Linked DNA regions of Homo sapiens: region 2 is linked to region 1. A link is a contact called in ENCODE Hi-C or POLR2A ChIA-PET data. All regions are on one chromosome and are shown on one strand. Each heading gives the region's core, a stretch centred on a gene start or an enhancer-like site at or near the end of the contact. The rest is flanking DNA. Distances are from core to core; before and after follow the strand shown. Region 1 overlaps ARHGEF10L (Rho guanine nucleotide exchange factor 10 like). Region 2 has its middle 47 kb from the start of PAX7.

Region 1 (3,187 bases), core at 330-2,829:
TTGCAGAGCAGCTGACCGAGGCTTGGTTTTAACCGGCTTCGGAGCATGAAGGTGCTTCCTGAAGCGCGTGCGGTCAGCAATCTGCTCTGCATCTGATGCCTCCTGCCGGTACCTCTGCACTGGCCTCTCATACCGGCTCTCATGCTTTTTGTCCCTAAGCAGGACAGAGAAGAAACTTCTCTGGGCTCCTGAACACCAACAGCCCCTTGATTTCCCCTGCCCACCCCCCGCCCCAGCCGCCTTCCCCACCCTTAATTTTCATGTTTAGTGCCTAAACTTAGTTTGCATGTATTAGCTGTTGTAAATCTATCATACGAGTGTGATGCGGCATGAATAATGCATCACTGGGCTGTATTAGTTTTCTGTCTCCTATCTTATTTATGACATGAAACGGGTGGGAATTTGCAAAAGAGAAATTCAGGCGCAGGGCTTCTTGGGTAATGGTATGCAAATTGGCGTGAGGGTGAAAAGATGCACCAGGCCCTCCCAGCGCCCAGGAGCTGCCGAGGAGGAGCGCCTGGTGTCTGGGCCACTGCCAGAGCATGCAGGGTCTCGCGTCCTATCACTGCATGGAGTCGGCTCTGCTCGGCAGTTTGTCTTAATTTTTTTTGTTAATGTGTGTGTCATTGTGGTTGTCACCCTGTTATGTTTTTTAAATTAAAAGTTGGCAAGCAAAACTTGAGAAATGGATTTTCTAAAGATTGTGGAGACTTCCCAGGAGGCTCCGACAAGAACAAGTTCACAAGGAAGATGAGTGTTTTCCAGCATCAGGAAGGCTTGAAGTTAGATGTTCAGAAGGACTCCCTTTCAGGAAGTTTGTGAGGCATGGGAGGTAGGGGTGGGTTTGGGACCCCATAGGGCCTTCTTATGTGGAGGGTCAGAAATAAGTTGGCTGGTTGCAAACTCGGGCCTGGAGGGGGTGAAGAGCATCTCAAGGCATGTCTTGTGGGGCAGTAGATGGCTGAGGGTCAGGCCTCCAGGCCCCTCTCTCCTCACCTGGAGGAGCTCAGATCTTTCCTGTGTCTAGCACTTGGATTCCCCCCAACCAGAAGATTTAGGTGATGAAAAGATTTCATGATTTTAAAAAGAAGTTGGTCGCTGATGGCTCAGGGAACAGGCTTGGTGAAGCCTGACCTGGAGCAGGAGGGAACCTGGAGGAAAAAGGGAACCGGTACAGGGAAGGCGGATGAACAGACATCGTGGAGAGGACATATGGGACGGGAGGTGAGGAAGGGGAGCTGGCACGGCAGGGGCAGTCCTGTCCTTGTGAGCCACCCCCCAGTCTTAGCTGGTAGCAGCCAGCCCCCGATCCTCGCCTCCCCTCCACTCTGTGTGTCTCTTCCACATCCCCCTCCCCTCTGAGCCCGGCAGCAGGGAGAGGGGGAGGGCAGATGCCCAAGGGGCAGCTGCCCAGTCCTTTTGGAACTTGGCAAGGAACAAATAGAGCCATGGACATGGATCCGCTGAATGTCAGCTGCTAGGCTGAGGGCTTAATGCAGTGGAGGTCAGGCCCTGGGTGTAATTAGGGAGGCTCCCTCCCTGGGTGGTTGGGAAGAATGAATGAGGTCACATGTGCAGAGGGTGTAGGCTAGTGCCTAATGCACACTCAGGCAGAGTGGCCGCTACGCAATGGTCCTCTGTGAGCCTGGCAGCGGGGTAGCAGGGAAGGTCCACAGGAGGCAACCTCTGCAGGAGGCATTCCCGGCTGCCCCTGCATGCCTTGTCTGAGTGGGCTTGGATGGTGGTCAGTGTGGGCTCAGGGGCTGGGTTGGCTGGCCTTCCCACTGATGGCCTCAGTTTCCTTCCTGTAAAATGGGGGATAATTATAGAACCTGCCCCAGGACTAAGCAGCTCCGTGTACATGCAGGTCCCAGGGCTGTGCCTGGTGGGAGGAAGCACCACGTGTCAGTTGTTGTGTCATTGTGGTCACAGGACTTGCTCAGGGTGACTGGGACCACACACTCGTTGGTGGAGCCAGGATCTCAGGGTGCCTCTGATTCTGAAGCCCCCACCTGGTCTGCCGTCCTCTGCCCCATCAGCCCCGTGTTCCATTGGGTCTTGTGGGTGCGTATGTCCGCACCATCCTCCCTCCAGATGGCAAAATATCTGTGAGCAGGGCCAGTGTCTTATCCTCTCTGTATTGTCCTGCAGTGCAAGTACAGGCATTGACTTGGCTTCTCTCTCTCCTTTGCTTTCTTTCTCCCCAAAATCTCCCCTTTTTTCCCACGCCAGCTCTTCCCTTCTGCCTGACCCTGAGCCTTCCAGGGCTCCAGTTACCCCTGGGACCCTTGGTCCATGGTGTTTACATGACTAGTGGGCCCTGATTGGGGCTGCTGACCACAGGTGAAGACCGGGATCTTGGCTCCTCCCAGGTACCTGGGGAGAGAAGCGAGCTTCATAGAGTGGGTGGTGACACCAGCCCAGTGACAGCACAGGTCCTGCAGAGCAGGTGCCCCAATGAGGGAGTCTCACCCACAGGAGAGGATGCGGGTCAGCCGCATACACGTGCCCAGCTGTGAGGCAGACACACCTGCCACTGATCCGAGGAGCCCAGGAAGGAACCCAGGAGGGGAGCGAGAGAGGGGAGTGAGAGCGGGGTGGGCCAGGCTCTCTGGAGGGCATTTAGCGGGAGGGCCCCTGAGAAGCGTGAGCTGATGCCTGTGCATGCCTGTGAGAGGGTGGGAAACTGGTCAGTTATATTAACATAGTCACGTGCTGCATAGTGACTTTCAGTCAACAACAGACCACACATATTATGATGGTCCTATACGATTACAATACAGTATTTTACTGTACCTTTTCTATGTTTAGATATGTTCAGATTCACAAATACCATTGTGTTACAGTCGCCTGCAGTGTTCAGTACCGTCTCATGCTGTACGGGTATGAGGCCTAGGAGCAACAGGCTGTACAGCATGACTTAGGTGTGCAGTCAGCTTTACCGCCTAGATCTGTGTAAGGTCACTCTATGATCACATGACAAAATTGCCTAATGATGCCTTTCTCAGAACGGCATTATTCCTGTCGTTAAGCAACACGTGGCTGTATCATATAAGTTCTTGACTGTGGCTTGAGTCTTTTGGGCAATGTCCAGTTGGGAGCTGGGGGTCTGATCAAGCCTGGAAACCCCAACTCTCCCACTCCCCCTCCCCAGCCCTACCTGTTCTGGGTTGGTCCCAGCTTTGTG
Region 2 (3,187 bases), core at 459-2,958, 910 kb after region 1:
TGTCTCACTGTAACCTCCACCCCCTGGATTCAAGCGATTCTCTGCCTCACCCTCCCGAGTAGCTGGGATTACAGGCTCATGTCACCACGCCTGGCTAATTTTAGTGTTTTTAGTAGAGATGGGGGTTTCACCATGTTGGTCAGGCTGGTCTCAAACTTCTGACCTCAAGTTATCTGCCTGCCTCGGACTCCCAAACTGCTGGGATTACAGGCACGAGCCACCACACCTGGCCTGAACTATTATTTACTCGGTATATTTTTCTTTAAATCAACTCACTTGTTTTAGCTAGCCTCATCCTGGGCAATAATGTCTGCAAAATCCCAAGTATGATGTGCTGGTCGCATTTTGTCCTGCTACCAATAAACACTAAGTATATACCTTCAAAAATTGTATTCATGTGCCACGTAAAATCGCTTCTCCACTACACTTTAGGCAACAAGCTCATTCATGAGTGTGTTCCCTCTTCCTTGGGTGAGTTTACAGAGGCTGAGAGCCTTCTTTATGGAAAGAGAGAGGCAGACGCCACCCCTGTCCTCACCCAACTTGCAGCCCAGTAGTGGTGCCAGATATTAATCAAAGAATCACAAAAATAAATATACAATGATGACTCATCAATGCTATTGAATTATAAAGCTGATTTCCTATTAGGAAGTAAAGACCACTGGATGAGCCCACGATAAGGGGACTTGACCTGGATGGGGAAGTCAGGGAGGGCTTCCTGAAGGAGGTGGTGCTTGAGCTGAGAGCTGAAGGAAGAGCAAAACATTAACTAGGTGAAGAGGGAAGGAAAGTGTTCTGGGCTGAAGAACCAGCATTTCCGAGAACCCCAGGGCAGAAGGGAGCCCTTCCCATGAGTTCCTGGCCTTCGAACTTGGCTTCCTGCCTGTGGCCAGTGTGGGCATTCTGCCTGTGTGGCCTCCTTCCTTTGCCTTCCTTGCCTCAGCTCCAGCCTAACCCACCCACCCATATCCCCAGCACGACCAGGTTCTTTGGGTCTATTTCCTTTTTACTCTTGTAACTTTGCGGTTTTGCCATCAAGAACCCCATTTTTATATCAAGAAAATCGAATTTGGGGGATTTCCAGTTATTTTTCCAAAGTCACACAGCTTGGCAGAGCCAGGATTTGCACCCAGGCCCGGTGGCTGTGCTCTCCTGCTACATTCAGCCATCTCTCAGCAGAGTCCCAACTCTCATCTCCATGGACTTAGAACCGGGAGATCTGGGAGCACAGCCTGTCTTAGCACTAGCTTGCTGGGCAACTTTGGGCAGGTCACTGCACCTCTCTGAATCTTGGTCTCCTCGTCTGTAAAATAAGAATGCTGCACAATAATGGTATTAATAGCTAACATGTATTGCTCCTCATATCCACGCTTTAAAGTAGACACTGGAGTTATCCCCACTTTACAGATGTGGAAACAAGCTCTGAGAGGTTTAGCAATTTGTCCAAAGCCACAATGCTGGTAAGTAGCAAAGCAGCCTGGAACTATCTCCAATGTGCTTTCCAGTAACAATGCTCCCAATCTGACTGTCCCAAGGTTGTCCCTGGAATGTGAATCCACATCTGGCCTCAGTCACGGGATTCCAAGGCTGTCCATTTTAGTCTACTCCCGCTGTCTGTGGGTGTGAGACTTTTCTGTCCAAAGAAGTAGGGGCCCAGGCGCTGCCTGCCTGGCACTGCCCAGCCCATGGTGAGCTGAGCTGGGTCCCTGGGGTTCTGGCTCAACCCATCCCTGCAACCCAGGCCACCCACTTAGCCGCCTTTACAGAGATGCATTGACCCATTTAGACACTCTCCGGGGAGCCATTGCTCTTTCAGAGTGACATCATTCTTCTGGCCTCAGGTCAATACACAGATTTGTTCCTGGCATCAGAAAACATTTAATAGCTGGCTCCATGGCCCTCTGTCAAAGCCGCCTCCACTCCCAGCCATGGCCCAGGCTCCTCTGGGAGCCTTGGGAGCCCTGGGCTGACCCACTCTGGCCAAAAGCTGGCCTGCAGAGAGGGGCGGAGCCAGGGTGTGGGTGTGGTTCTGGCCAGGTCTCCCCTGGGGTCCAGGGTGATGGTACAGCACAAGCTCTGCACATGCTGTCAGGAGCAGGGTTTGCAAGCCTCTGGGCCAATCTTTGATGCGATACGCTGGCCTGGCCCCTTCCCTTCAAGAGCCTCCAGTCTGATGGAAGAGACCCAGCCTCTGCCTTCAGGGATCCCCAGGTCAAATGGGGGAAGCCAAGCTTCTGCTTTTGGAGGCTTCAGTCTCAGAAGGAAGAGTGACACCAAGATGAAAACAGCATTAAAACAAAGCCACAAAGAGACAAAGGCAAATCAATGCCCAGAAAATGAAGTCTGGCCCATGTGCAGGAAGGGTTTGACAAGGGTTTGGAGTTTATCATGACTGGCTGCATGGAGGAGGCAAACATTACAGTACATTTAAAGCAAAGAAAATTATGGACAGACTGAAAGTATGAGAGTGAGCAATTTGAGGAAGGAAAGCCCGTGCAAAAGTTCAAAACGGAACAAACTGCAGCTTGTACAAAGGTGGGTAGTTGAGCAGTTGAGAGATAGATCTTAGACTGTCCAAGAAGAGCCGAGGTTTTACTGAGTATATACTATGTGCCGGCTCTGTTCTAAGGGCTCCACCTGTATCATTTCATCAGGTCTTCACAGCAACCCTATGTGCCAGCTGCTACCATGTTATCATCCCCATGTCCAAATGAGGGCACTGAAGCACAGAGAGGTTAAGTAACTTGCCCAAGGTCACACAGCTGGTAAGTGGCGAAGCTGGGAAGGTCCTAAGTCATGGCCCAATCCAATATCTCTGTATTACAAATAGCAGCTAAGGCTCAGAGAGGGGTGACACAACTTGCTCAGCATCACACAGTGAGAGTCAGGGCCAGAATGGGAGCTGAGGTTATAGCGCCCTGGAATGGAAGGCTAGGAGGGATCTTCAGAAGGCACTGAGATCAACCTTCTGTAGATCTGACTGATCCACTGGGGGTAGGGGGTGTGGCAAGAGCAATGTGGAAAGGTTGTTGCCATAGGGAGAGAAATGGCAGCATCAACGCGGAAGGAAGTCTTAGATCCTGCAGCACCATCTGCTGGAACCTAAAAATAGCCTGACATTCCATCTGTAACAGGCAAAAGGTTTAACAGATGCTGCGCCAAGGAGAATATGTGGATGGCAAGTAAG

Evidence for each region. Hi-C counts contacts between places; a loop is a spot of excess contacts on that map. ChIA-PET counts read pairs that join two places held with the same protein, here RNA polymerase II (POLR2A). Pooled maps may share reads with other maps.
Region 2: a map of heart right ventricle shows a loop between it and region 1 (9-fold over the local background). The contact joins two enhancer-like sites. A Hi-C loop is called at or near these places in 26 of 168 maps with a recorded cell type or tissue (A673, CD4-positive, alpha-beta T cell, CD8-positive, alpha-beta T cell and 17 more), 11 of 37 single-sample maps with no recorded cell type and 27 of 50 pooled maps. POLR2A ChIA-PET finds 5 or more read pairs at or near these places in 1 of 52 experiments (MCF 10A).

The regions. Positions count from the first base shown.
Region 1 is chr1:17,671,968-17,675,154 of GRCh38, forward strand. The region is part of intron 26 of ARHGEF10L (Rho guanine nucleotide exchange factor 10 like); the gene reads left to right. Among named protein-coding and RNA genes, the nearest start is that of LINC02810, 44 kb to the right of the region's middle. Within about 2 kb of position 1,580, at least 5 of the 41 ENCODE cell types and tissues checked have a DNase peak (open chromatin) inside an H3K27ac peak, as active enhancers do.
Region 2 is chr1:18,581,848-18,585,034 of GRCh38, forward strand. No RefSeq gene overlaps it. Among named protein-coding and RNA genes, the nearest start is that of PAX7, 47 kb to the right of the region's middle. Within about 2 kb of position 1,709, at least 3 of the 41 ENCODE cell types and tissues checked have a DNase peak (open chromatin) inside an H3K27ac peak, as active enhancers do.